Linked DNA regions of Homo sapiens: all the other regions are linked to region 6. Evidence: chromatin contacts called from ENCODE Hi-C or POLR2A ChIA-PET data. All regions are on one chromosome and are shown on one strand. The core of a region is the stretch at or near the end of the contact, and the rest is flanking DNA. Distances in the headings are between cores, read along the strand shown.

Region 1 (4,078 bases), core at 1,099-3,598, 560 kb before region 6:
CCTCTACTAAAAAATACAAAAAATTAGCTGGGTGTGGTGGCAGGCACCTGTAATCCCAGCTACTTGGCAGGCTGAGGCAGGAGAATCGCTTGAACCCGCTAGACGGAGGTTGCAGTGAGCTGAGATCATGCTATGCATTCTAGCCTGGGCAACAGAGCAAGACTCCATCTCAAAAAAAAAAAAAGATGTAGGTTTAACAGCATGAATCCAAGGGTTATCAAAGTTCTCTCACTTTGCCCATTCAAGAGGTAAAGCCCATTTCCATAAATTAAAAATTCCTTATAGGGGATGCACTTCAGAAGAGGAGCAAAGTACTCTCAGGCTGGGCGCGGTGGCTCACACCTGTTATCCCAGCACTTTGGGAGGCTGAGGTGGGCAGATCATTTGAGGTCAGGAGTTCAAGACCAGCCTGACCAACATGGTGAAACCCCATTTCTACTAAAAATACAAAAATTAGCTGGGCATGGTGGCATATGCCTGTAATCTCAGCTACTCAGGAGGCTGAGGCAGGAGACTAGGTTGAACCTAGGAGGAGAAGGTTGCAGTGAGCCGAGATCGCCCCACTGCACTCCAGCCTGGGCAACATGCGAGACTCTGTCTCCAAAAAAAAAAAAAAAAAAAAAACGTGCTCTGGATAACTTAATGGGCTTTCTGAGGCTTTGAGATTACTTGAAAAAAGGGCAGTGGCCATCATCCCTTACCCTGAAAGCCGATGCAGCAAGTGGCAAGTACTCATTTCAGAAAGGAGGTGGGTGCCTGGCACCAAGGCTGAAACCCTTTCCCAGGCAACACCCATGACTACTTTCTAGGCAGCATTTAGCACAAAAGCAGGTATGAACTCTGGTTACTCTTTGATATTCTTTTTCTTTTTAAAATTTTTTTTTTCGAGACGGGGTCTCACTGTGTTACTCAGGTTGGTATTGAACTCTGGGGCTCAAGCAATCCTCCTGCGTTGGTCTTCCAAAGTGCTGGGATTACAGGTGTGAGCCACCACGTCCAGCAACACGATTTTCACTGACAGTGGAAATATTTCCCTTTACATAGGCAGTAAATCTGACCCATTGAGAACATTTTCCTCGGAATTAGCTGTCTCCCTCCCCCTCCTCCACTTTACCAAAACCCACCTACAGGATGTCCTGGAAGAAAGGAGTCAGAGGGGTCCTCTTTATGTCCCAAGTATTGGCCTGTCCTGTTATTGGAATGCAAGGGTTATCTGGGCTTACCTACAGAGCCCACCCTGAATACATGTGTTTTCTTTTTTTTCTTTTTTTAGACGGAGTCTTGCTCTGTTGCCCAGGATGGAGTGCAGTGGTGCGATCTTGGCTCACCACAACCTCAGCCTCCCGGGTTCAAGCGAATCTCCTGCCTCAGCCTCCCGAGTAGCTGGGAATACAGGCACATGCCACCATGCCCGGTTAATTTTTGTATTTTTAGTAGAGACGGGGTTTCACTGTTGGCCAGGAGGTCTCGAACTCCTGACCTCGTGATCTGCCCGTCTCGGCCTCCCAAAGTGCTAGGATTACAGGTGTGAGCCACCACGCCTGGCCTTCTTTCTTTTTTTTTTTTCCAGACAGGGTCTCGCTCTGTTGCCCAGGCTGGAGTGCAGTGGCACGATCACAGCTCTCATAGCTTACTGCAGCCTCGACCTCCTTGGGCTCAGGCGATCCTCCAATGTCAGCCTCCCTAGCAGCTGGGACCACAGGCACACGCCACCATGTGCGGCAAATTTTAAAATTTTTTTTGTAGAGACGGGGGTCTCCCTATGTTGCCCAGGGTCGTCCCAGACGCCTGGCCTCAAGTGATCCTCCCGCCTTGGCCTCCCAAAGTGTCGGGATTACAGGCGTGAGCCACCGTGCCCGGCCTTGTTTCTTTTTCTCTGCAATGGCGACTTCACGACCTACAAGTCCAAATGTGTCCCATAACACATCAAGGAACTTCTGGCATCTCCTATCGATCCTGTACGGGCTTCTCAGACTATGGGGATTTTCTAGGCTTGGTTTGCCAAGGCCAAAGGGCTACAGAGTAACCCCGTCCCCACATGTATTCAGCCGACTCCATGCCAGGCGTTTTACAGATCCCGAGACCACCCCTAAGCAAGACCCCTAGCCGGAGTCGCCCCTCCGTCCCGAGACTCCGCGCCCCTCAATGCGTCACCCTTCTGAGCGCCCGGCCTATCTGGCCCCGGAGCGCAGCCTGTAACGCTCTCAGCCCCGGAAGCCTCCTGTTACGCGCCGTGCCCCCGGAGGTGCGGCCGCTGGGACCAGCGCCGGCCCTGGCTCCATTCGGGTCGCCCAGCCCGGCCAGGACTGGCCTCCCGCTTCCAGCCGCTGCCGGCACCCTCAGCCGTCTGGCCTCCCGCGGAAAGGCGGGCGCGAGGCATCCTGGGAGTCGCAGTCGGCGGTCGACTCACCCGCCCTCACAGAGGAGGTGGGGACGCCATGAAGAACTACAGCTCCCAGGGAGCCGCGCGCGGCAGTTGGCGGGGCCGGGCTTCTGCCGGCGGCGGGCACGTTGCTAGGAGCTGCCCCAACGCCTCTCCGGGAAGAGGGCGCCAGGCTCAAAGGCCCTCTTGGGAACTGCCGGGAAGCTTAAAAGTTCCTCCTGCCCACTTCTGAGGGCTGACACGTGGCCGACGCGGAGGCGTGAGAAATGTGTTGATATTGGGAGGTTGACGGGTGAATCCACAAATTCACCGGTGTTTATTCCACACCCCAAAGCTTGAGGGAAGTGACTGACCTGTTTAATGATCCAATCAAAGCTGTATAGCCAGAATGAAACCCAATACTGTCGCCCCACAAAAAGATTAAGTCACATTTTTTCTAGTATGTGCTAATTATGAATTTTATTAAGGTTTATTCAATGTCACAGAGGAAAGAACGGTTTGTAGTTTTGCTTACCCGCAGTGCTGGCAGGTCACAGCTGTCCAACCATGATCCATTCACATGCTCTGGCCCCGTGCCCCTCGTCCTCCCACCCCTACCCCACAGGACACCATTAAGCCAGGGCTGGGTAACAACATATGCTCAATGCATCTTCTCAGGTGAGAACCAAACTCGAGCCACAACAGCAAAGGGGGAAAAAGGTAGCAAAGTAATTATGTGCTCCCAAGGCAGTCATTTAGTTGAATCCATAACTGGAAATAAAAAGGCATTTATGAAGTGTAGTCCGCAGTCTGAATGTGGAAGGTGGAAGATCACACATTTACTAAGAAACACTCAAAACATATTTTGGTTCAGAATTCTAAAAAATCCCGAATTTTCCATGATCTTCCCAAGACAACCAATGACCCACTTAAATTTAAGGCAAAAACACCCTTGAATCTAGGAATGTGCACATATGCAACAGCTAACATCTGGTAACTCTAATAATGTTCCTTATATGTTTCTGTGTTTACTATCATGAACCATAGGAAGAAGTACTGGAAAATTTAGTAAGTGTGGACAGTTAAAAACACTGGCCCGGCACGGTGGCTCACGCCTGTAATCCCAGCACTTTGGGAGGCCGAGGTGGGTGGATCACGAGGTCAGGAGTTCAAGACCAGCCTGGCCAACTTGGTGAAACCCCTGTCTCTACTAAAAATACAAAAAAACTAGACAGGCATGGTGGCAGGCGCTGTAATCCCAGCTTCTCAGGAGGCTGAGGCAGAGAATTGCTTGAACCCGGGAGGCAGAGGTTGCAGTGAGCCAAGATTTCGCCACTGCACTCTACCCTGGGTGAAAGAGCAAGACAACGTCTCAAAAAAAAAAAAAAAAAAAAAAGCAAAACCCCACCATCAATATTTTAAAATAAAAAGTCGTTTTAGTCAATTACAGTGTGACTTGTTCTAATCCTCCAAGAATGGAGTAGTAAAGAAACAGCAGAAATGACTTCCCTGCATTATTTCATGAAAATGATCAAAACCTTTATCTAAGTCAGAACATCAACAAGACTCTTGGTCTCAGGTCATCAGTTTCCTGGCACTCCTCCTCTCTCTAGCTGTAGTAGCAGCTACTGCTTGAAGACAACCTATATATCCCAGGCATACCCTCTACACGTATAAAAAGATGTGCAGGTGTTACAGACCACCTACACCTAATTC
Region 2 (4,278 bases), core at 515-3,014, 960 kb after region 6:
GTGAAATCCCATCTCTACTAAAAATACAAAAATTAGCCAGGCGTGGTGGTAGGCACCTGTAATCCCAGCTACTTGGGAGGCCGAGGCCGGAGAATTGCTTGAACCCGGGAGGCAGAGGTTGCAGTGAGCCGAGATCGCGCCATTGCATTCCAGCCTGGACGACAGAGCAAGATTCCATCTCAAAAAATAAATAAATAAATAAAATTTAAAAAAAAATAGTAATTCTCGATCGCTGAAAATGTCAAATCCTAGAGAACACAGCATTCCTACAAGTGATGTTAACATTGTTCTTGATCAGTTGTTGGCTGAAGATTCATTTGATGAATCTGATTTTTCCAGAATAGACGACTCAGATGACTCTGTTGTTTTGCTTAGAAATAACTGCAGGAACAATTTAAAAAATTTTTTTTCTTTTTAATTTTTTTGTTTTTTGAGACGGACTCTCTCTGTTGCCCAGGCTGGAGTGCAGTGGCACGATCTCGGCTTACTGCAACCTCTGCCTCCTGGGTTCAAGTGATTCTCCAGTCTTAGCCTCCTGAGTTTAGCTGGGATTACAAGGTGCCTGCCACCACACGTGGCTAATTTTTTGTATTTTTAGTAGAGACGGTGTTTCACCAGGTTGACCAGGCTAGTCTCGAACCCCTGACCTCAAATAATTGGCCCATGTCGGCTTCCCAAAGCGCTGGGATTACAGGCGTGAGCCACCACGCCTGGCCAGTTTTTATATTTAATTTTCACACAGAGCATCCAGTCAGATTTGCTTCAGCCTCAAAGAGCGTGTTTATGTAAAATTAAGTGAGTGCTGGCAGTGAGCTGAACTTTCTAAAAGGTAAAAGGGTTAAATATTAAACTCATCCAAAAACACCTTCACAGACACACTCAGAATAATGTTTGACCGGTTACCTAGGTGCCCCATAGCCCAGTCCAGTTGACACAGAAATTTTTTTTTTTTTTTTTGAGACGGAGTCTCGCTCTGTCGCCCAGGCTGGAGTGCAGTGGCGCGATCTTGGCTCACTGCAAGCTTCGCCTCCCAGGTTCACGCCATTCTCCTGCCTCAGCCTCCCGAGTAGCTGGGACTACAGGTGCCCACCACCACACCCGGCTAATTTTTTTTTTTGTATTTTTAGTAGAGATGGGGTTTCACCGTGGTCTCAATCTCCTGACCTCGTGATCCACCCGCCTCAGCCTCCCAAAGTGCTGGGATTACAGGCATGAGCCACTGCGCCCGGCTGACACAGGAAATTAACCATCACAGTTACACAGCCATCGCCATTAATCCCAGCACATTTCATCATCCCCAAAAGAGACCCTGCCCCCATTAGCCAATCCCCATTCCCAACTCCGGGCTCTCAGCCCCTAGCCACCGCTCATCTGCCTTCGTCTCTATGAATTCACCTGTTCTAGATAGTTTGTATAAGTGGAATCGTACAGTATGTGGCCTTGGTGTCTGGCTCCTTTCACTTGGTAGAATATTTTCAAGGCTCATCCACATTGTAGCAGGTGCTGGTGCTTCATTCTTTTTCATGGCCGAATAATATTCCATCGTGGATAGACCACACTGTGTATCTCTTCATCTGCTGATGGACATTTGGGTTGTTTCTGCTTTTTGGCATAATTCTGTTGTGAAGAATTCTGCAGTGAGTGCTGGTCTACAGGTTTTTGTGTGAACATGTTTTCATTTCTCTTGGGTAATTGCAAGATCATGTGGTTTAGCCAACCAGCCTTTAAGCCATGTGTCTGCTGAGGGACCCAGGCCTGGTGGGGGTGCATTGCTGTGCTTGGCCAGCCAGGTGCTGCGAGTCCGTGTCGCAGCCATTTCTCTGTGCTGTGCTCTGAGGTTGTCTCGCCGGCACCGGGCACTGTGAGCCCCAGGAGGCCAAAGCCCCCTTTGTTTTATCTTGAGTCCAGGCCTCGCTCCATGAACTAGGATGAATGGACATTGAATCAACGCAGGGATGGGTGGGGCTGGGGTGGGGACGCAGAGTGACCCCGGGGGCCTGCAGCTGGGTCCTGGCTGCTGACTTCCAGTTTCCTTTGCCTGTTGGAGCCCAGAACAAGTCAGAAAGGGGAAATGCAAAGTTCGAGTGTCTTTTCTGTGGTAGACTGGCAGGCCTGGGTGGGTGAGCCACTTGCAGCTAGTTGCAGCGTGAGAGAGGAAGTGGGAGGGGAGGGAGAGGGTGAGTTTGGTGTAACTCACCCCTGGAAGGAGGCTGGGCTGAGGCTGGGGGAAGTGACTTTTATTTTTCTGAGAGGATTCTTCCCTGGGGCCAACTTCAAACCAAGGGAGACAAGACCTTCCTGGGGGAGGCTGGAAGTGCTGGGGCCCCCAGGTGGGCAGGTCTCCCAGGGCCAACGTCTTGGGGAAGCTATAAGTTACCATGTTTCTGGACTGTCACACACACACACACACACACACACACACACACACACACACACACACACACACGAGTAAACTGTAACACAAATGTGTGCCCATGAAAGTGCCCACTTTAAACCACCACACAGCCTGTAAAGCGAAGGCCCTGGCCCGCATCTGGGCACCCACTGCCCAGCCAGCCGGTAGGCAGTTTGCACTGTAGTCTGTTACCATCCCTCAGAGATGCAGCCGAGGAGCCCAGCTGGCTTGGAGGGCCCAGTGGGCGCAGCCTCAGGAAAGTGGTCAGGCCCGGGCCAGGCCCCTTCCCCCTCCCAGCCTTGGGAGAAATTACCATATGAATGTAGCTCCTTCCCGGAGTTCGGGCTGGAAGGGCCTGGGAGGGGACAGGCTCCCACCCCAGGAGCTTCCAGGTTCCGGCTGCTGCCTGTGTTAGCTGCGTGAGCGTGAGCGAGCCAGGGGTCACTACTGGGTGGAAGGAAGAAGCGGGCATTTCTTCCAGGAGGTCACCGTTGGAGTCCCACAGTAGGTCAACCCCAGGCCCTGGGTCCTCGGGAGGAGGAGAAAGAAGAGAAGCAGGAGGTGTGGAGGGTAGGCCAGGACCAGAAGGCACACAGGGTCGGGGCAGTGTGGGAGACCCTGGGGGCTCCCTCATTTAACCAGCTAACATCACAGCGTTCATAAGAACACGCTATTACTGCAGTTTTATTACTTTGCTCTGATTTCAGAAGGCACAACTGATGACTTTAGGGAACGGAGAATCTGAGGAAGGCCTCGCAGGAGAGGGTCAGATGCGATCGAGTAAATGTGAGCCGTCTGTAAACTGTAGAGTGCACGCACAGCACCGGTCAGCCCTGGGGTCAGTGTTCCCCTGGTGCTCAGCTCGGCCTCTGCACCTTTTAGTGCTCGGCTGGGCTCTGTGGGGGTCAGGGCTGGGTCTGGTACATTAGAGGACTTCTACCAAGCCCCTGGCAGTGTCTCAGTTACTAAATCCAGTTTGCCAGTTACTAAATCCGCTCTGCCGGTTCCCGAATCACTCTTCCGCTGGGGCCGGCCATGTCACGTCAGGCTTTTCATGCAGGACGGCAGATGGATAGACGCTGGGACCAAGTCATCCTTGGGCCGCGAGACGTCTGACCTTCTGCTGGTGTCTCAGAAGATGCTAGCTCTCCGTGGCATGTCTTCCACGCGGTGCTTGGGGACCAGTGGCCTCTAAGGGGCCCCCCTGCCTCAGCGTGGGGAGTGGCCTGGCCAAGGTCTCAGTGTCTGGTTGGAGCCAGGCATAGGCTCAGGTGTACTGGCTGGAGGCCTCCTGCCCATGGGCTCTGCCTGTCCTGTGTCCCTGGTCCTTACTGTGTCTTCTGTGTTCCTGGGAGAGACCCCAGGGGCCCTGAGCCCAGCACTGGGGTTGGGGAGTGGGCGGGGAAGAGGGTGGGGATTAGGGTCCCTGGCTGCAGAACAGCCAGGCCCCAAGTCCCCACTCCACTCCCCTCCCACCGGGCGCCTCATCCCACACTGACCATTTCCTGAAGAAAATTTCCTGAACCGGCCTCCCACCCCGGCTGTCCCAGGAAGCCCATCCATCCTTCCGCCTTAATGCTTTGTGGCTCCAGAAGGATGGTGGAAGCCGGAAATCATGAGTCTCATTCACAGGCGGCCACACACCGAAGCCGCGGAGACGCCGTGGGAAAGGACTCTGGCCAGCGCGGCCGGCACAGAGGGAGCGGTGTTACCGGGGTAGACGGGAACCGTGGCTGCCCCCATGCTGGTCTGGGAGAGACGAGGGGCCGGACGAAAGGACAGCAGACTGGCCATTCATTCATTTATTCATTCACTCATTCACAGCGTCTTACTGGGTGCTTCGGACGTGTAAGGTTTTGTGGGTAGTGAATGCGACAGACCCC
Region 3 (4,010 bases), core at 1,040-3,539, 520 kb before region 6:
GATCATGTAATAGTGTTTGTTTAGGTTAAGGCAAAAAAGTCTTTTTTTTTTTTTTTTTTTTTTTTGAGACAGAGTCTCTCTTTGTTGCCCAGTCTGGAGTGCAGTGGCGTGATCTCGGCTCAGTGCAGCCTTTGCCTCCCAGGTTCAAGGGATTCTCCTGCCTCAGCCTCCTGAATAGCTGGGACCCCAGAAGCGCACCACCAGGCCCGGCTAATTTTTGTATTTTTAGTAGAGAGAGTTTCACCATTTTGGCCAGGCTGGTCTCGAGCTCCTGGCCTCAAGTGATCCACCTGCCTTGGCTTCCCAAAGTGCTGAGATTACAGGCATGAGCCACTGTGCCCGGCCCGAAGTCCTTATTTTTATTTATTTTTACCGTTCCTTGTGGAGCAGGGTGGATCACGAGGTGAGGAGTTTGAGACCAGCCTGGCAACATGGCGAAACCCCATCTCTACTAAAAATACAAAAATTAGCCGGGTGTGGTGGCGGGCGCCTGTAATCCCAGCTACTCAGGAGGCTGAAGCAGGAGAATCGCTTGAATCCGGGAGGTGGAGGCTGGAGTGAGCCGAGATCGTGCCACTGCACTGCAGCCTGGGCGACAGAGCGAGACTCCGTCTCAAAAAACAAAAACAAAAACAAAAAACACAACAAAACACATGGTCTGAAAAAAGGATATACTCTCTTCCACACTAGAACCAAGGCAGGTTTTTATGACGTCTCTCTCATATGCACAAGACAACCATTCAAGCACTGTCATGGATTCAGAACTACTGGGTTCTTAGACTTTCTATTCATTCAGAGGCGTCACAGATCATTCTTCATCCAGGTCCACACTACCATATAATATAATCTGCTATTGCTCCAAAATATTTAAATGGTCGTGCAACTAAAAAAAAAAATGCTCCCAGATTCAGAATTTTAGCAGTCCTCCTTACAAAGAGCAAAATGATTCTGCATTTAAATCAGTCAAATTTGAGTTGCTTGGGCAGAACAATGCTTTTACAACATCCTTGAAACTGTACTCTTGAGAACAAAAACTCCTGCATTTCCATTTATTATCAGCATTCTACAAACACGTCATCCCACGAAAAGGCTTGGATACAAAAGTGATCACATTATTTTTCACACATATAACTTTATTTATTTATTTATTTATTTATTTTTTGAGATGGAGTCTCGCACTCTTGCCCAGGCTGGAGTGCAGTGGCGCGATCTCGGCTCACTGCAAGCTCCGCCTCCCTAGTTCACGCTATTCTCCTGCCTCAGCCTCCCGAGTAGCTGGAACTACAGGCGCCCGCCACCACGCCCGGCTAATTTTTGTATTTTCAGTAGAGATGGGGTTTCACCGTGTTAGCCAGAATGGTCTCGATCTCCTGACTTGGTGATCCGCCCGCCTCGGCCTCCCAAAGTGCTGGGATTACAGGCGTGAGCCACCGCGCCCGGCCACACATATAACTTTATAAAGTTGCATGAAAATATGCCAGTTTGCATCTTCAAACACCAAGCACGGTGATGAAAGGCCACCATAGACCGCAGCTGTAAAGTTTAGGCTTAACAACACTTGCTCTGTTCTAAGGCATACCTACTTTTTAAACCACATAATTTCATCAGGGTCAGCGATGCCAAACTCCCTCATCTTCTTCACCATGATGGCACTTTTCCTGACAGCCACCTCATAACGCTGGCTGCGAGTGAGGAAGTTCAAGTCCTCATGCTGGAAGTCTGGGTCGTTCAGGATCATGTTCTCTGAAAGGGGGTTAAAGGGCATTAAAAGGCAGACAGACACTCGGGCCTCCGTTCCACCCTCCCTGAATCACAATAGGCTTCAGAGTCGCGGACACACCTGGGGAATGGCGATATCCCCCCACCAGGGACACAGGCTGTTCCTCGAAGTGGGGGTCCCGGCTCCCCTAACGCTGGGCCAGAGGGCCTAGGCCCCACAGCGCCCCTGACTCCGCATCGAGGGAGTCTCCAGCTTTTCTCGGGAAAGGAGGGAGGTCTCGCCCGCCGCCCTCACCGATCTCTCGGCGGCGCCGGGTTTTCTCGGGGCTGCCGTCCAGGATGTGTGTAAGCAGCTCCGGGTTGAAGCTGGCGGAATCCCGCTCCCTGCGCAGGTCCGGGTTCATGGCGACGACCAGCTGGCAGCGAAGTAAGCACCGACCGAGGTGGCAGTGACAATCTAAATCCGCAGCTCCAGCGCCGGCCGGACCCTAGGAGGCAGCCTCAGGACGGCGCAAGTCCCCGCCTCCGCTCGCCCGGCCCGCCCCGGCCCGCCCCTTCTTTCTCCGTGGCCCTTTGGCGCGTGAGTGACAGCGGCCCAGACAGAGGGGGCGATGTCCGCGTCGTGGCTGGGGCCGGTCGCGGGGCAGACTAATCCCCTGCTCCTGGCCAGGGGAGGCTCCCGAGCGGATCCTCGGGAAAGGGGCTCCGAAGGTCAAGAAACTGCCCTGCTGGGCGTCCGGGGAGTGGGAAAATAAAGCACTTTTTGTATCCCGCCCCTCCCCCGTCACGTGACCACGCGAGGCGGAAAGAAGAAATCCGAGGACCGGCGACGCCTAGAACAGGTTGGCTGGGGCCTTGGGAAGGGGGCGGGACAACGAGGCTGAGGAGGGATTGCGCCTGCACTTGCCCCCCTCTTACCCCGCGGCCTCTGTCACGCTTCCGGGTCCGTGCCCCTAGGCCTCTCCGAAATGAGAGTGGTCGGGAGACTCTGGAGTCTGGGGCGGGAGATGGGGCTTTGCGGAATTGCTAGGGAGGGTCACTTGGGCTTTTGCCAAATCCACCCGGATTGGAGAAGAATGGGACGGGAACCAGTCTCTTTGGGGAGAGGCTCCAGTTACCTTTTGTTAAGATAATGGCGTCTTTACTGGCAGAGGCGTGGGTTCCGGGGCCCTGGGTGTGGGATTGTGAGCGCTGTTCAAGGGGTGGACGGGGACTTAGAATGAGACCAAGCGGGCGGTGCTGCTCTAAGCCTTCTGTCTGGGAAACCAGACATTTTCCCCCGCAACCTGGCAGTTACTAGAGGTCTTGGAATCCAGACTTCTTTGCTTTCGCCATCACCGTCATCAAAGTGGGAAATGCACACTTACTGTTAAAACCTAGTGTAGGGCCGGGCGCGGTGGCTCACGCCTGGAATCCCAGCACTTTGGGAGGACGAGGCGGGCGTATCACTTGAGCCCAGGAGTTCAAGACCAGCCTGGGCAACATGGCAAAACCCCATCCCTACAAAAAATACCAAAAAATTAGCTGGGTGTAGTGGCATGCGCCTGTAGTCCCAGCTACTCTGAAGGCTGAGATGGGATGGTGGCTTGAGCCCCGGAGGTGGAGGTTGCGGTGAGCCAAGATTGTGACATTGCACTCCATCCTGGGCAACATAGTGAGACCCTGTCTCTACAGAAAAAAAACAAAAAACAAAAACAGTTCTGCCCAGTGGGATTGTAGACAAGGGAGATTCAGGGATTTGTTGAATCATCTCTAGTCATTTTTTTTTTTTTTCTTGAGACGGAGTCTCGCTCTGTCGCCCAGGCTGCAGTGTGGTGGTATGATCTCAGCTCATTGCAACCTCCACCCCCTGGGTTCAAGCGATTCTCCTATCTCAGCCTCCCGAGTAGCTGGGATTATAGGGGCTCGCCACCACACCCAGCTAATTGTATTTTTAGTAGAGACAGGATTTTGCCATGTTGGCCAGGCTGGTCTCGAATTCCTGACCTGTTGATCCACCTGCCTCGGCCTCCCAAAGCGCCGGGATTACAGGCGTGAGCCGCTGCGCCTAGCCTGTCTGTAGTCTGTGTAATACTATGACTTTGGTTTTCTCAGAAGTAAAACTACGAGAGATGCATAACATTCATAATTTGAATAATAGAACTATAATACACACTCTTAACCCCTAGGACCTCAGGATCCTCATTTGTCTTATTAAGCTGCTGATCTCAGGCCCCTTCAACAGCAGAGAGGGTGTCTAGTTTATTCTCTGTACCTGGCACAGTGCCTGCCCCGCTAAAGGTGCTCAGGAA
Region 4 (4,361 bases), core at 1,800-4,299, 590 kb after region 6:
CTCACCTCAAGTGATCCACCAGCCTCGGCCTCCCAAAGTGTTGGGATTACAGGTGTGAGCCACCATGCCCGGCTTCCCTATGCTTTCTTTTTTGTCTTTTTCTTTTCTTTCTTTCTTTTTTTTTGAGATGGAGTTTCGCTCTTGTCACCCAGGCTGGAGTGCAATGGTGCGATCTCTGCTCACGGCAACCTCCCCTTCCTGGGTTCAAGCAATTCTCCTGCCTCAGCCTCCTGAGTAGCTGGGACTACAGGCACCCACTGCCACACTCAGCTAATTTTTGTATTTTTAGTAGAAACAGGGTTTCACCATGTTGGCCAGACTGGTCTTGAACTCCTGACCTCAGGTGATCCACCTGCTCAGCCTCCCAAAGTGCTGGGATTATAGGCATGAGCCATCATGCCTGGCCTCTCACCACATTCTCTCTGGCAGCAGTGCCAGGACCTGCTGGCAGGGTCTGTGATGTAGCAAGCATCTGGCCAGGAAGGAGATGTGTATCTCTGTTTCCTGCAGCCCTCCCAGCTCCGGGGGATTCATCCTCTCTCGTCTGGGGAGGTGGGGGCAAAGGTTCCTGCTGCAGACCTCATCTTCCCGATAAGGCTGAGGATGCTGACAACACCCTGCCTTTAGAGAGAACAGCCCCACTCAACAGAGACCAGATGTGTTCATCGAAAGGTGTGTAACAAATAGCCCAGGGGACACAGGATATGTCAAACAATTGGCACCGGAGAGCATGTGAGAAGAAACTGTCACCTGGGACCAGAGCTGGCTTCAAAGGGCAGGTGTGCTCTGCTGGAGTGCGGATGCGCGGAGTGTCTGGGAGCTGGGCTGGGCAGAATGGCTGGAGCAGGGGTCTGTGTGGGCACCAAGGTGATGAAAGGCGGTCAGATCAACAGGGCCAGGACAGGTAAGGGTGATTTGTTGAGTTTTGTTTTTTCCTAATGAAGCAGAAATGGAAAAAGAGGGGGAAAGCAATCGTGTGGACTCTATCCTGCAGGTCAGACAGGCAGCCCCGGAGAAGACCTGCTAGGTGCACGGCTGGCTTGTTTCTAACATCACCTGTGGTCAGCAGCGCCACCAAGAGCCACCACCAGGGGGCAGAGGTAGGGCCATGTAGTAGACGCCTGTAGTTTTCGCCTGTCCAGGACGCCTTCACCCCTGCTTCCTTTGAGAAAAGTCCCTCTCCCACTCCAAGTGGTACTGACGGGGATCACCCACACAAAAGAAACCTGGAGGCTCCCCTCCTGGGGCACCCGGCTTCTGCTCCAACCAGGTGAGCCCAATGCCTGCCTGAAGCCACTTGCGTTGTTTACAAACCTGTTTACTCCAGTTAAGCTGATTATACAATTATATCCTTTCATTCTTATGTAAACTCATGAAATATGGTAAAACAAAACAGAACTGTAGCTCCTCCATCAAAACAAAAATGTAAGTTAAATATTTCCAAGTTAATAAAACTAACAGTATGTATTGTTGAATGTGAGTGAGACAACTCAAAGACATTGTGAAGGAGGTGCGGTCATAAAAATCTCGCTCTGTCACCCAAGCTGGAGTGCAGTGGCACGGTCTTTATTTTATTTTATTTTATTTTATTTTTTGAGACGGAGTTTCTCTGTTGTTGCCCAGGCTAGAGTGCAATGGCGCAATCTCGGCTCACCGCAACCTCCACCTGCCTGGTTCAAGCAATTCTCTTGCCTCAGCCTCCCAAGTAGCTGGGATTACAGGCATGCACCACCACGCCTGGCTAATTTTTTGTAATTTTAGTAGAGACGGGGTTTCTCCATGTCGGTCAGGCTGGTCTCAAACTCCCGACCACAGGTGATCTGCCCGCCTTGGCCTCCCAAAGTGCTGGAATTACAGGGTCGAGCCACCATGCCTGGCCTCAGTGGTGCAGTCTTGGCTCACTGCACCCTCCGCCTCCTGGGTTCAAGCGATTCTCCTGCCTCAGACTCCCAAGTAGCTGGGATTACAAGTGTGTGCCACCACACCTGGCTAATTTTGTATTTTTAGTAGAGATGGAGTTTCACCAGGTTGGTCAGGCTGGTTTCGAACTCCCAACATCAAGTGATCCATCTGCCTCGGCCTCCCAAAGTGTACCTGGCCTTTTTTTTTTAATGGTTATTTCTTGGTGATATGTTAAACAAGGGGTGGATTATTCATGCCTCCCCTTTTTAGACCATGTAGGGTAACTTCCTGACGTTGCCACGGCATTTGTAAACTGTCATGGCGCTGGTGGGCGTGTACCAGTGAGGGCAACCAGAGGTCACTCTCATAGCCATCTTGGTTTTGGAGGATTTTGGCCGTCTTCTTTACTGCAGCCTGTTTGATCAGCAAGGTCTTTATGAGCTGTATGACCTAGCAATGCATCCAAGTAGGTCTCAGCTTTATTTTACCCAGCCCCTATTCAAGATGGAGTTGCTCTGGTTCAAACGCCTCTGAGACAAGGTCCAGCAATTCTTCCTTGGTTGTGGGATTAGACTCAGAGCAAGATTCCTGTTCGTTGCTTCCTGTGCCCACAGACAGTGAACTGTCGGGAATCTACCAGGTCTTTTGGAGCAATAGGCTTTTCAGGGGGTATCCCAATAGGCCAGGACGGCCTGCATCTTCACGTAGCCCCTCTGCTCTTGAGCTTTCTCCTTCCTGCCACCTGGGGTGGTGGAAAGGGCATTGGGTTTGGAGCAGAAATGACTTAGGTGTGAACCCAGCTCTGCCACTTCCTGGCCGGCTGTGCTTGGAAAAGTAACCAAGCATCTCCGGAGCGCCCCACTTCTCATCTACAAGACAGGAGTGGTCTTTGCACTTAATTCAGAGGGTTGCATGAGGAGTAGAGAGATAATGCTTTCACGGCTCCAGGAACCCAGCGGGCTTTCAAGAAATGGGATGTTCCTTCTGATTCCCTCGCTCCAGGGCCCTCCCCTCTGGCCCAGGCTCTAGTCCCCATTAATCACACCGCGCGGGCTGCGACCCCTTTAAGTCCGGCTTGGATGACCCAGATCCAAAGTCATCGACTCTCTAGCTGCTATCTCTATGGTAAGTTATCACTTCCGGCCGGAAGTTGCTGACGGAGCTACTTCCGCCCAGGGGAGTGGGAAGTAAGTGGAGACACGTGCTTTGGCCTGTTGGAGGGGAAACCCGCTCTCGCCTCCTGGTGGTCGCCGACTCGCAGTCCGCAGGATGACTCAGGGCAGCCCTGACCACAGTTCCGCCGCCATCGGCCCTAGCCTGCGGAATTGGGCTCGCCCCGGGACGATAACAGAGCTCTGCCGGGGGCTGGAGGCACTGACCGGGTGACCAGAGACCCAGAGACCAGACCCCCTCCACGGCGCCCGGGATTTCGGGGACGGCTTCTCCCATCGCAAGTAGGGCTTGGACGGGAGGCGACAAAAGAGAACTTGGTCCGCACACAGCCACCGAAATTGGAATGAGGAGCTGTAGGGAGGCCCCGTAGCCAGCAGAAAAGCATTGGGGTCCCTGGCTGGGTTAGCCCAGGTTTCTAGGAGTGTGGTAAGCGTCGAATGACTTTTGTCCTTTTAAAGCACATTATGTTACTTTTTCCCCCAAGGTTTCAACAGAAAATGAGAAATATCCCCCGACGATTGGCTGAAAACATGCAGCAACCACTATTTTCTTCCTGCCCCTCGTTGATGAGAGCATTCGAAGTGACCTCAGCAGGGCATCCAGGTATGTCAAGCATGGTGACAAAGTGTTCAGGTCAGACGGTCTGGGGAAAGGCTCCTGTGTTGTTGAGCCTGCCAAGTTGTGGGTGCAGCATGGTACCAGGCAGCCCAACCCTGACCTAAAGTAAATTCCCGGAAGAAGTCTTTCCTGGGTTTTGAATTTGCAGTAACAGGTGTGAGCATTCTAGCAGCAGTTTGATGATCATGTATGATACTGCAAACAGGACCTACGTTTAAAGAAAATGGTTGTAGTTAGTATCAGAGAGCCCTTGCTTTTCAAAACTTCATAAACAATGTTACTGTCATGTCTTTCATTCAATAAACATTTGTTGATACATTGGCCTGACATCATGTTAAATGTTACGGATACAGAGATGAAGAAAACAGTCATGGCCCTTGTTCTCTGGGAACTACAACCCAGTTAGGGAGACAAGGTTAAATGATCACACTTAAGAGGGCATAATTCAGCCAGGTGCAGTGGCTCATGCCTGTAATCCCAGCACTTTGGGAGGCCGAGGCGGGTGGATCACCTGATGTCAGGAGTTCGAGACCAGTCTGGCCAACATGATGAAACCCCATTTCTACTAAAAATACAAAAAATTAGCTGGGCATGGTGGCATGTGCCTGTAATCCCAGCTACTCAGGAGGCTGAGGCAGGAGAATCGCTTGAACCCAGGAGGTGGAGAG
Region 5 (4,059 bases), core at 930-3,429, 640 kb after region 6:
CTCAAGCCTGGGGAACAGAGTGAGACTGTTTCAAGAAAAAAAAAATGGAAATAAAGTTTTTTGTGATTGGTTGATGTCTCAAGTCTGTTTTTTCTTCAAAATGTTTAACTGAAGTATAATATACATATAAAAGCTTGCAAATCATAAATGAATGTATGGCTCAACAAATTTCCCAATCTCTTTTAATCTATAGATTGACCATTCCCCTCTTTTTTTCCTTTGGAATTTGATAAAGAATATATTTGTCTTGTACCGTTTCCCACAGTCTGTACTTTGCCAATTGTTTTTCATGGTGTCATTTAGCATGTTCCTCTATTCTGTATTTCCTGTAAACTGGTGGTTGCATCTAGAAGTTCAGCAGGTCAGGTGAATTTTTTTTTTTTTTTTTTTTTTTGACACGGAGTCTTGCTGGAGTCCAGCCCAGGCTGGAGTGCAGGGCAGGTGGCGTGATCTTGCCTCACTGCAACCTCTGCCCAGGTTCAAGTGATTCTCCTGCCTCAGCCTCCCAAGTAGCTGGGATTACAGGCATCTGGCACCACACCCGGCTACTTTTTGTATTTTTAGTGGAGACGAGGTCTCACCGTGTTGACCAGGATGGTCTCAAACTCCTGACCTCAGGTGATCCACCCACCTAGGTCTCCCAGACTGTTGGGATTACAGGCGTGAGCCACCGCAACGGCGTTAAAGCGTCTTTTGAAGGTGGATGTGATTTTTTTTTTTTTTTTTGGGACGGAGTCTCGCTCTGTCGACCAGGCTGGGGTGCAGTGGCGCGATCTCGGCTCACTGCAAGCTCTGCCTCCAGGGTTCACGCCATTCTCCTGCCTCAGACTCCCAAGTAGCTGGGACTACAGGCGCCCGCCACCACGCCCGGCTAATCTGTTGTATTTTTAGTAGAGACAGGGATTTCACCGTGTTAGCCAGGATGGTCTCGATCTCCTGACCTCGTGATCCGCCCACCTCGGCCTCCCAAAGTGCTGAGATTACAGGCGTGAGCCACCGCGCCCGGCCGGTGGATGTGATTTCTACAAACAAGCAAAAGCCAGTCAGACTGAATGTAGTGAATAATGTAGGTGACCCAGCTGGAAGATGATGGTTTGACGTGGAACACAAGGGGTGATGAGGCCATGAATGATTTGCTTGTGTGTCTGGTAAACTGGCTTTGATGGAAATTCCTAAACAGGTCCAAAAACGTTCTGTCCAATGGCAGCATGAAATGTACAGCCACTCAGGGTGACTAATGTGAACGGAACAACAGTGACTTTGACAGTGAAATTGCATGTTGGTTATAAAACCAGCTTTGCTGTGTGGGTGGGCATGCGAGGTGCCCCTTTCTAGTCATGAGCTCCTCTTAAGGACCCCAAAATGTCTCAGTGGTACCGGATTGAAAATTGGGGCTGGACGGTGCTCTCCTGCTGAAATTCGGGAGCTACTTAGCAGCCCCACCTTGGCACCCTCGTTTCCGAGGGGCAGGCCCTGGGCGCGCGTCTCAGTTTCAAGCCCGCGGCCCGACACTAGAGCCGTCTGGATGTGTTGACAAGGATGCCGCTGGGCTCCACCCGGGCTCACCCGGGCCCTCCCGAGCCCTGGGCCGCGCAGCACCGGCGTCCGCCTCCTCCCCATTACTCGGCGAGAATGCGGTCGGGGCACTGGCGCGAGCAGCCTGGTGCTCCTGAACAGTCAACAAGAAATGAGGAAGCACGGGGGCAGCCGCCAGGGCGACCAGAGGCAGGCCTCAGAGCAGCAGCCATACGGGAGGGCCCCGGTGGTTTTGACCTCCCGCAAACTTCCCTTTTCCCGCTCAGCCGAACCCCTCCCCTGCACGCCGGCAGCCCCTTGGGGCTTCACTCCGCCTCCGCCCGCTACTCGCGAAGCCCAGCCCGGCCCCGCCCCCAACAAGTGACGCAAAACTGGGAGGGGCCACGAGGACCTCGGGCACATCCAGCAGTGCGACGGGGCCGGCGCCTTCTCCGAGCTCCTCCCACGCTCGCGGGTCGGAGCTCGCGCCTGCGCAGTTCGGGCCCCGGGTGTCCTCCCCCCTCCCCTTTCTTAGCAACCATCGCCCGCTCCCGCCCCCGCTCCCTCGGCCGCGGCCGCGCACGCGCGCCCCTCCCGGCGCCCGGCCCCGCCCACCCCGTCACCCGTAACAACCACAAGTGCCGTCGCCGCGCCCCTTCCCCCTCCCGCCTCCCCGGCCCCCTCCCCGGAACCGGCGGTCGAGCTACGGTCGCGGAGCAGTGGAACCGAGACTGCCCCGCGGAGCCGCCGGTATGAGCGCCCCTCGCCACCCCGTGTCCCAGGCCCGGCCTTTCTGACAAGAGGTAGGCGCGTCGTCGCGGCGGGTCCGAGTGCGCCCTCGCCCCGGTCCCGGTCTCCGTGGAGTCCGGCGCCTCTCGGGCGGGCCCCCCGGAACTCCCGGCCGCCCGCTTGCTGAGCCTGTCCCTCCCCAGCCCCGGCTGCCATCGGCCCGGCACCCGAAACGGGCCGTGCCCCCGCCCCCCTGCTCGCCCTCCGCCCCCCTGCTCGCCCCTCGCCGCCCCTCGCCCCCCTCCCCCGCCCCCACCCCCACCTCGCCAGGCTTCCAGTTCCCGGGAGCCGCTTTTTGCTGAGAGCGGAGTTTCGGGTCCGGAGCCAGTGCCCGCCCCTCTCTCCCGTCGGTCGGGGCTTTGGCCCCGTGGGGCTCAGCCGCGCGGGACCCCTGCTGAGCAGCCCCGGGCGCCGGCCGCCCCTCGAGCCTGCTCGGGATGCGTTCAGTGGGTCTGGCCTTTGGCTCCTGTTTAAACAGCGATTGTCATGCAATGGAGGCCGTCCGGCTCCTGGATGCCACTTGGTCGTTGTCACTCCGGATGCCCGCGTAGGGCGTTTATCTGGACCAGAGCATCGGCAGCTGAGACCTGGCTGTGGTTCACAAGCTCGTGAATTAGCAGGTTCTTAAGTGAGTGTAGCCAGTTCTGCCAGGCGGTGGAATCCTGAATGGATGTTACCGTTTCTTAAACGAGCATTACGCTTTTTTGCTTCTTCCCCCAACTCTTGTTTGTACCCGGTTATCGTCCTCATATCTGGGAGAGTACCCTAAAATTAATATTCCCAATTAAATTTTTAAAAGATGATTGGATTCCCACTGTGCACCAACACTGTAAGGTTTGCAAAAGAAAAAGAACGTGGTCCCAGCACATCAGGATGTGTCAGTCGCATAATCAAGATGAATATTAGAAAAGCTTCAAGTTGAGTTTGGAGAACTTGGGAGTTTGGCTCTCATTCTCATGGTTTTAGAGGTGGAAGTCTTTCAAGATCATCTCCCCGAAAACCTCATTTTACAGAGATGAAACTGAGTCCTAGGGAAGTCAAATGGCTTACTCGTGGTCACCCAGAGTCATTCCTTAGCCGTTTTCACACTGTCAGATGGCGATGTTTTCCACCATGACCTCTCCTCTGAGAGGTATGCCAGACATACCAGAGAAAGTTCCAAACCTGTTTAAACCTTAGTACTATAGATGGGAATTCTATACCAGGCGCCGTGACTCATGACTATAATCCTAGCACTTTGGGAGGCTGAAGTGGGCAGATCCCTTGAGCCCAGGAGTTTGAGACCAGCCTGGGCAACATGGGGAAACCTTCTACAAAAAATATATATGGTGGTGCGTGCCTGTGGTCCCAGCTACTTGGGAGGCTGAGGCAGGAGGATCACTTGAGCTTAGAAGGTGGAGGCTGCAGTGAGTGGAGATTGTGCCACTGTGTTCCACCTTGGGCAACAGAGAGACACCCTGTCTCAAAAAAAAAAAAAAAAAAAAAGGAATCTTGGAAGTTTCTGAAATAAAATACATCTTGGTAATTTGTCTCTCTCTTTTTTTTTTAACAGCTAGACTTCGGGCTCCTTGAGGATATTCAGTTTTGTATGTTTGAATATCCTCTCACCATGTTCAGCATAAAGTACCATTCTTAATGATTATCCTCAACAAGACAGGTAGGCTCATTCGATTTTTCTTTCTCACTTTAAATAGGGGAGACAGAGGACTGGCAAGTCCAGGTGTGTTTTTAGAGCAATCCGTGTAGGCTGGCGCT
Region 6 (4,501 bases), core at 1,446-3,945:
GTGTGATTTATTCCTCCTCTTATAGGAACAAAAGTCCCCCTCCTGGGCTGGAGAGAAAGAGAGTGTGTGTGTGTGTGTGTGTGTGTGTGTGTGTGTGAGTCTGTGTGTGTCTGTGTGTTTGTGTGTGTCTCTGTGTGTCTGTTTGTGTGTGTCTGTGTGTGTGTGTGGTTACACCAGGTACAGACAGGTAGGAGTCACTGAGGGTTTGTTCGTGGGGCTCTTGGGTGGGGCCTGAGGGTGGGCAACTGGGTTCACACCCGAGCTCCACTGCCGACTTCCTGAACAACTTTGTACAAGCCTGGGTGCTCAGCCCTGTCCCTTGAGAGGCTCACAGCAATGGAGGCCACTTTTGTTTTTTGTGCAAATGAAAAGGTGGGAGTTTCACTTCAGCCTTTTACAGTCAAGAGACCAAAAAAACAAAAACAAAAACAAAACAAAACAAAAAAAACAAAAGCCACCAACACCAACAAAAAGAACCCAAGCTCGAAACCTCCACCAGGGTTCCCAGGCAAGAAGGCTGGGTCCAGAAGTGAACAGGATGGGTATAATGGCTACTGCAAGAAAACAGGGAGGGAGGGCAGCGAGGTGGCCCCAGCTCCTGGGCATGGACGTGGCTGCTTCATCCGATCCTCTCCCACCGTGCCAGCCACCCCTCCTTGTTGCCAGAAAACTGGAAGTACATTCCTCCAGCCCAATACAAACAACTCTGAGTCATCCCTACTGGGGGGCCACCTGGCCTGTGCTTTGATGTCTCCCATCTCTCACCTCTGCTCAGCTAACACCATGGGCAGGGGTGCCTCCACCCCATCAGCAGCTGGGCCCACTCCAGGGCTCGTCAGCTAACCCAGGGTGCCCTCTTTATTGCAGGACAAAAGCAGCCTGGGGACCCCCCAGGAATTAGGAGCCCTGATACTCCTTGGATGTCACTTTCAAAAGGTGTACATAATTGGAGGAGTTAGGTGTGAGTTCAGAAGGGAAAATTCCAGCAGGTCACATGGTATCAGGCAACCATGCCAGCTTCAGCAATCCAGCTTTGGGAAAATCTATGGGAAGAGAGCTCGCCCTCTGCCCACCCTCCCAGCCCAGGGATATTTGAGCTCAAGGGCTGCCTCAGCCCAGCCTTCCTGGGAGATTGCCCTGGGGTTAAGCACCCCAGGCCTGGGCTGCAAGGGGGTCCTCTGTTCCCAACCTCTCCCCCACAGCACCTAGACCAGCTTCCTGCAGGGCCAGTGGAGATTGGGAAAGGCGGTGTCTCATGGCACCAAAGGAAGACTCTTGTGAGGGGAATAAGTGCCCTCACACTGCCTTACCCCTCATCTCATTCAGGTTTATTCCAAGTTCCTCCCCTAACCACTCTGGAAAACTGAGGTAGTTTCCCCAGTGAGGGAGCATCATTGAGAAGGAACCTGATGGACCAGCTGCTGCGCAGGGTTTCTCAGCCTCAGCACAGCCCAACACCTTGGGCTGGATAATTCCTCGTTATGTGGGCTGTTCCGTGCCCTGAAGATGTCTGGTAGCGTCCCTGGCCTCTACCCACTACCTGCCAGTAACAACAACACTCACTTCCCCTCCCAAGTGTGTGACACCCAAAATGACTCCAACATTGCCAAATATCCCATGGCAGGCAAAGTCGCCCCTGGTTGAGAACCACAGCTCTAAAACACGCCTCCCTTTCCACTGCCTGCCCTACGGACAGTGAGGGTCGAATAAGGCAGATGCTGGTCTCATTATATTACCAGCAAATGGCACACACTGGGGGCCTGATGCCAGCCGCCCAGGCAACAGCAGCCTCTCCCCAAGTGGGGTCAGCTCCCCACCGCCTTCTGCTCCTCAGACACACCCGCTGCCACCCTCTCAGTAGCTCCAACCCTAGAGCCCCCTCCGTTAATCTTTCATGGAATGGGGCAGGGCCAAAACCTAGGCTTCCTTTGCGCCCTGGCGTGGGAGTGGGGCGGGGTCTGTACCCTAGGGAACTTATCCGTCTCTATCCCAATGCCCTGGGGGAACATCCGAGGGGCCAAACAGGTAAAAGGCAAGCCCAGGGCCAACCTTCCCCAGCCCCTCCATCCAGAAGTCAGGACTCCTGGGTCCAATTTCTGAGCTCCGGTCCAGCCCTGCTGTGTGAGTCCCTCATCCCCACCCCCGCACCTGTTTCCACCTTGGCTGGCTCAACCAACAAACTTCGGCCCCGGTCCGCCCGGTGCTCACCCGGGAGAAAGTGGAGGGGAGAGAAGGGTCTGAACTGCAGGCACTTCTGGGACGCAGGCGGGACTGCCCTGCGCAGTCTCCTCTCTTCCTCCGGAGGTTTAAATCTCTGCCCAATCGTCTTGCCCCTACATCTGGCGCCCCGTCGCCCAGGGACCCCTTAGGCGTCCTGTCCGAGCCGAGCCCTAGGGGCCAGCAGACCGGGTCCAGCGGCCCCGCCGGCGCCGTCTGAGCCAGCCCGGGCCTCCAGCCGAGCCCACGTGGGACCCAGGCGCTCCGCAGGGCGGGCACCGGGCACTGGGCACCCTTCCTGGCCGCGCACCACCGCTCCAGGGCAGGCTCGGGCACAACCTCGGGACCCTTCCGGCGCCTGCGGCTGGGCGGCCGTGAGTCCTGCCCCGCTCGTCGCCCCGCGCTCACCTCCCTGCGGCCCCAAGTCCCCGGGACGCAACTCCGTGCGGCGCCTGCGAGCGGCTGGGCGGTGGCTCCTCGGGGGCGGGGCGGCGGCGCTCCGCCTCTTCCCTACCTGCGCGCGGGCGGCCGGGAGGCGGGGCTGGGCTCCAGGGGGCGTGGCCGGGCTCATGGGGGCGGGGCCTGGACGCAGTCTTTGCTCAGTCGGCTTCCTGGGTTCCTGCCTCCGCCCTCCACCCAGCTGGGTCCCCGCCTGGGCAGAGCCCTGTTTTCGCCTGAGCTGGTCTCTTCAGGGCGCCGTCCTTTCCCTCTTGGCGTCCTCACTCCACCCCAGACCAAACACGTCATCTAGGTCTTGATTGCCGTCTTCAAGTCGCCCCTCCCCATCAAGAAAAAGCACCCAATCTCCCATCCCCTTCTTCCAGCGCCCTCATCCTCAGGCCAAGTGGGCCTGTTCCCTTGACCCTTTTAGTCTGTAGTCACACTCTCTCCGGGAAGCTGGGCCTGAACACCTCCTCTCCCTCCTGGACCCTGAGGCCTCTCTCCTAGCTCTGCTGTGCCCTTGGGTTGGGAACAGGCACTCCGTGGAGGTCCTATCTGCATTTGCCCTGCAGCTAAGGCCAACATTTGTGACTCCTGCCAACCCCCTACACACCCCGTAGAAGCATTGACAGAACCCACCCAGCTCTGGCCCTTCCAGCTGCCATGCGGGCCAGAGCCAGACTGGAGATTGGGGACGCTGGCGACACCTGGCCCCTTGGCTTGGGTCTGTCTGCCCAGGTGGTTCCTTCTCTCTTCCCTGGACTCCAAGGGCCTGCCTCTTGGGACTAGACAAACAAAACCTTGGCCAGGGCAGCTAGGACCGAACTCCAAGGTCTGGATGCCCCGTTCTCAGCCCCAGCGCTTATCATCTCGCCGTCCCTCTCCAGGAGGCCTGGCTAGGCCAGGAGGAGCAGAGTTTGAAGAGACTCAGGCTTGGAGGGGTGGGGGTGGGGTTGTCAGGGCCAAGGCAAAACCTCTGGCCCTTAGAGAGCTCCTGAGCCACCCTGCCCCCCAACCCAAGGACTCTGGTGTTTATTGCTGACCTGGGTGGAGGTGGGGAGCACCTGGCTGCTGGAGATTATCCTGAGAGATGCATCTCTCCTCCCCAGCTCTGGGGCCATGAGGAGGGCACAGGCTGGAAGGAGGGGGAGTGGGCCAAAGCTGGGGTGGGGGTTGCTCCTAGTAACAAATGTAAGGGACCATTTATTGTGCAACCAGCACATCCTGGGGTTATGTGCAGAGAGGAACAAAACCAGGGCCTGCCCACGAAGTGCCAGCATTCTACAGGGAGACGTTGGAACTCAATACTGTAACAGGAAGGGTGAGAGCAGCTAGCCATTCCAAAGTGCTTTAGTCTGTATAATCCGCAGTACAGGTCTATGAAGTGGGTACCATTATGATCATCCCCATTTTAGGGATGAGAAAACTGAGGCAGAGGGAGATGTGAGGGGAGCAGCTGGGGTTTAAACTCGGTCATGATCTGACTTTAGACTCTAACAAACACTGCTGCAAATGCCTGAGCTGGGTTCTCTCTCCTGGAGCTCTACTGGAAGCTCTGCAGGAGTCCCCAGGAGGGGAGGGATTCATGGTGGTGCTTAAGCTGGTGTCAGGGATTTGTCCCATGCAAACATGGCGTGCTGCCCGGCCACATAGGTGCAGGGAGGCTGATTACAGCCTTGGCTGCAGCAACACGCACCTGTGAGGCCAGAGAGGGAAGAATGTTAAATAGGCCAGGGGTATAACTTGTGATAATGTCACACAGCTGTTAAAAGCAACGAGGCAGCTATCCATGTACTGAGAAAGGAATTATCTCCAACTTATAGTAAGTTAAAAAAAAAAAAGC

Evidence for each region. A loop is a pair of places that touch in the nucleus more often than their neighbours do. ChIA-PET counts read pairs that join two places held with the same protein, here RNA polymerase II (POLR2A). Pooled maps may share reads with other maps.
Region 1: a pooled map shows a loop between it and region 6 (7-fold over the local background). The contact joins the promoter of FBF1 here to the promoter of RHBDF2 in region 6. A Hi-C loop is called at or near these places in 6 of 50 pooled maps.
Region 2: a map with no recorded cell type shows a loop between it and region 6 (5-fold over the local background). The contact joins the enhancer-like site here to the promoter of RHBDF2 in region 6. A Hi-C loop is called at or near these places in 4 of 37 single-sample maps with no recorded cell type and 3 of 50 pooled maps.
Region 3: a loop to region 6 is called in a pooled map, with 7 times the contacts of the local background. The contact joins the promoter of TEN1 here to the promoter of RHBDF2 in region 6. A Hi-C loop is called at or near these places in 1 of 37 single-sample maps with no recorded cell type and 10 of 50 pooled maps. POLR2A ChIA-PET finds 5 or more read pairs at or near these places in 1 of 52 experiments (GM12878).
Region 4: a loop to region 6 is called in a pooled map, with 10 times the contacts of the local background. The contact joins the promoter of SNHG20 here to the promoter of RHBDF2 in region 6. A Hi-C loop is called at or near these places in 4 of 50 pooled maps. POLR2A ChIA-PET finds 5 or more read pairs at or near these places in 3 of 52 experiments (GM12878, H1 and activated B cell).
Region 5: a loop to region 6 is called in a pooled map, with 8 times the contacts of the local background. The contact joins the promoter of SEC14L1 here to the promoter of RHBDF2 in region 6. A Hi-C loop is called at or near these places in 2 of 37 single-sample maps with no recorded cell type and 6 of 50 pooled maps. POLR2A ChIA-PET finds 5 or more read pairs at or near these places in 2 of 52 experiments (H1 and activated CD4-positive, alpha-beta T cell).

The regions. Positions count from the first base shown.
Region 1 is chr17:75,938,694-75,942,771 of GRCh38, forward strand. It overlaps FBF1 (Fas binding factor 1), which reads right to left and starts at 2,349. Exons shown (of 30, transcript NM_001319193.2): 1 at 2,155-2,349. It overlaps ACOX1 (acyl-CoA oxidase 1), which reads right to left. Exons shown (of 14, transcript NM_004035.7): 14 at 2,814-4,078. RefSeq lists a silencer at 2,118-2,387 and an enhancer at 2,498-2,567.
Region 2 is chr17:77,463,662-77,467,939 of GRCh38, forward strand. The region is part of intron 3 of SEPTIN9 (septin 9); the gene reads left to right. Among named protein-coding and RNA genes, the nearest start is that of MIR4316, 69 kb to the left of the region's middle. RefSeq lists enhancers at 1,604-1,663, 2,264-2,393, 2,345-3,096, 3,097-3,849. Within about 2 kb of position 1,765, at least 26 of the 41 ENCODE cell types and tissues checked have a DNase peak (open chromatin) inside an H3K27ac peak, as active enhancers do.
Region 3 is chr17:75,976,951-75,980,960 of GRCh38, forward strand. It overlaps TEN1 (TEN1 subunit of CST complex), which reads left to right and starts at 2,290. Exons shown (of 4, transcript NM_001113324.3): 1 at 2,290-2,561. ACOX1 (acyl-CoA oxidase 1) reads right to left here and starts at 2,216. Exons shown (of 14, transcript NM_004035.7): 1 at 2,015-2,216; 2 at 1,584-1,743. The coding sequence starts at 2,123. It overlaps TEN1-CDK3 (TEN1-CDK3 readthrough (NMD candidate)), which reads left to right and starts at 2,267. Exons shown (of 10, transcript NR_037709.1): 1 at 2,267-2,561. RefSeq lists enhancers at 1,390-1,973, 1,879-2,108, 1,974-2,557, 2,679-2,778 and a silencer at 2,189-2,258.
Region 4 is chr17:77,085,594-77,089,954 of GRCh38, forward strand. SNHG20 (small nucleolar RNA host gene 20) reads left to right here and starts at 3,050. Exons shown (of 3, transcript NR_027058.1): 1 at 3,050-3,356; 2 at 3,560-3,678. It overlaps MIR6516 (microRNA 6516), which reads left to right and starts at 3,824; the gene lies at 3,824-3,904. It also overlaps a transcript of SEC14L1 not described here and SCARNA16. RefSeq lists enhancers at 2,456-3,655, 2,922-3,231, 3,152-4,086, 3,422-3,531.
Region 5 is chr17:77,138,790-77,142,848 of GRCh38, forward strand. SEC14L1 (SEC14 like lipid binding 1) reads left to right here and starts at 2,180. Exons shown (of 17, transcript NM_001143998.2): 1 at 2,180-2,318; 2 at 3,857-3,961. It overlaps LOC105371901 (a long non-coding RNA gene), which reads right to left and starts at 2,650. Exons shown (of 5, transcript XR_934988.3): 1 at 2,567-2,650. RefSeq lists silencers at 1,464-1,673, 1,824-2,033, 2,044-2,493, 2,658-2,952.
Region 6 is chr17:76,498,728-76,503,228 of GRCh38, forward strand. RHBDF2 (rhomboid 5 homolog 2) reads right to left here and starts at 2,696. Exons shown (of 19, transcript NM_001005498.4): 1 at 2,626-2,696. RefSeq lists enhancers at 1,954-2,623, 2,974-3,113 and a silencer at 2,284-2,923.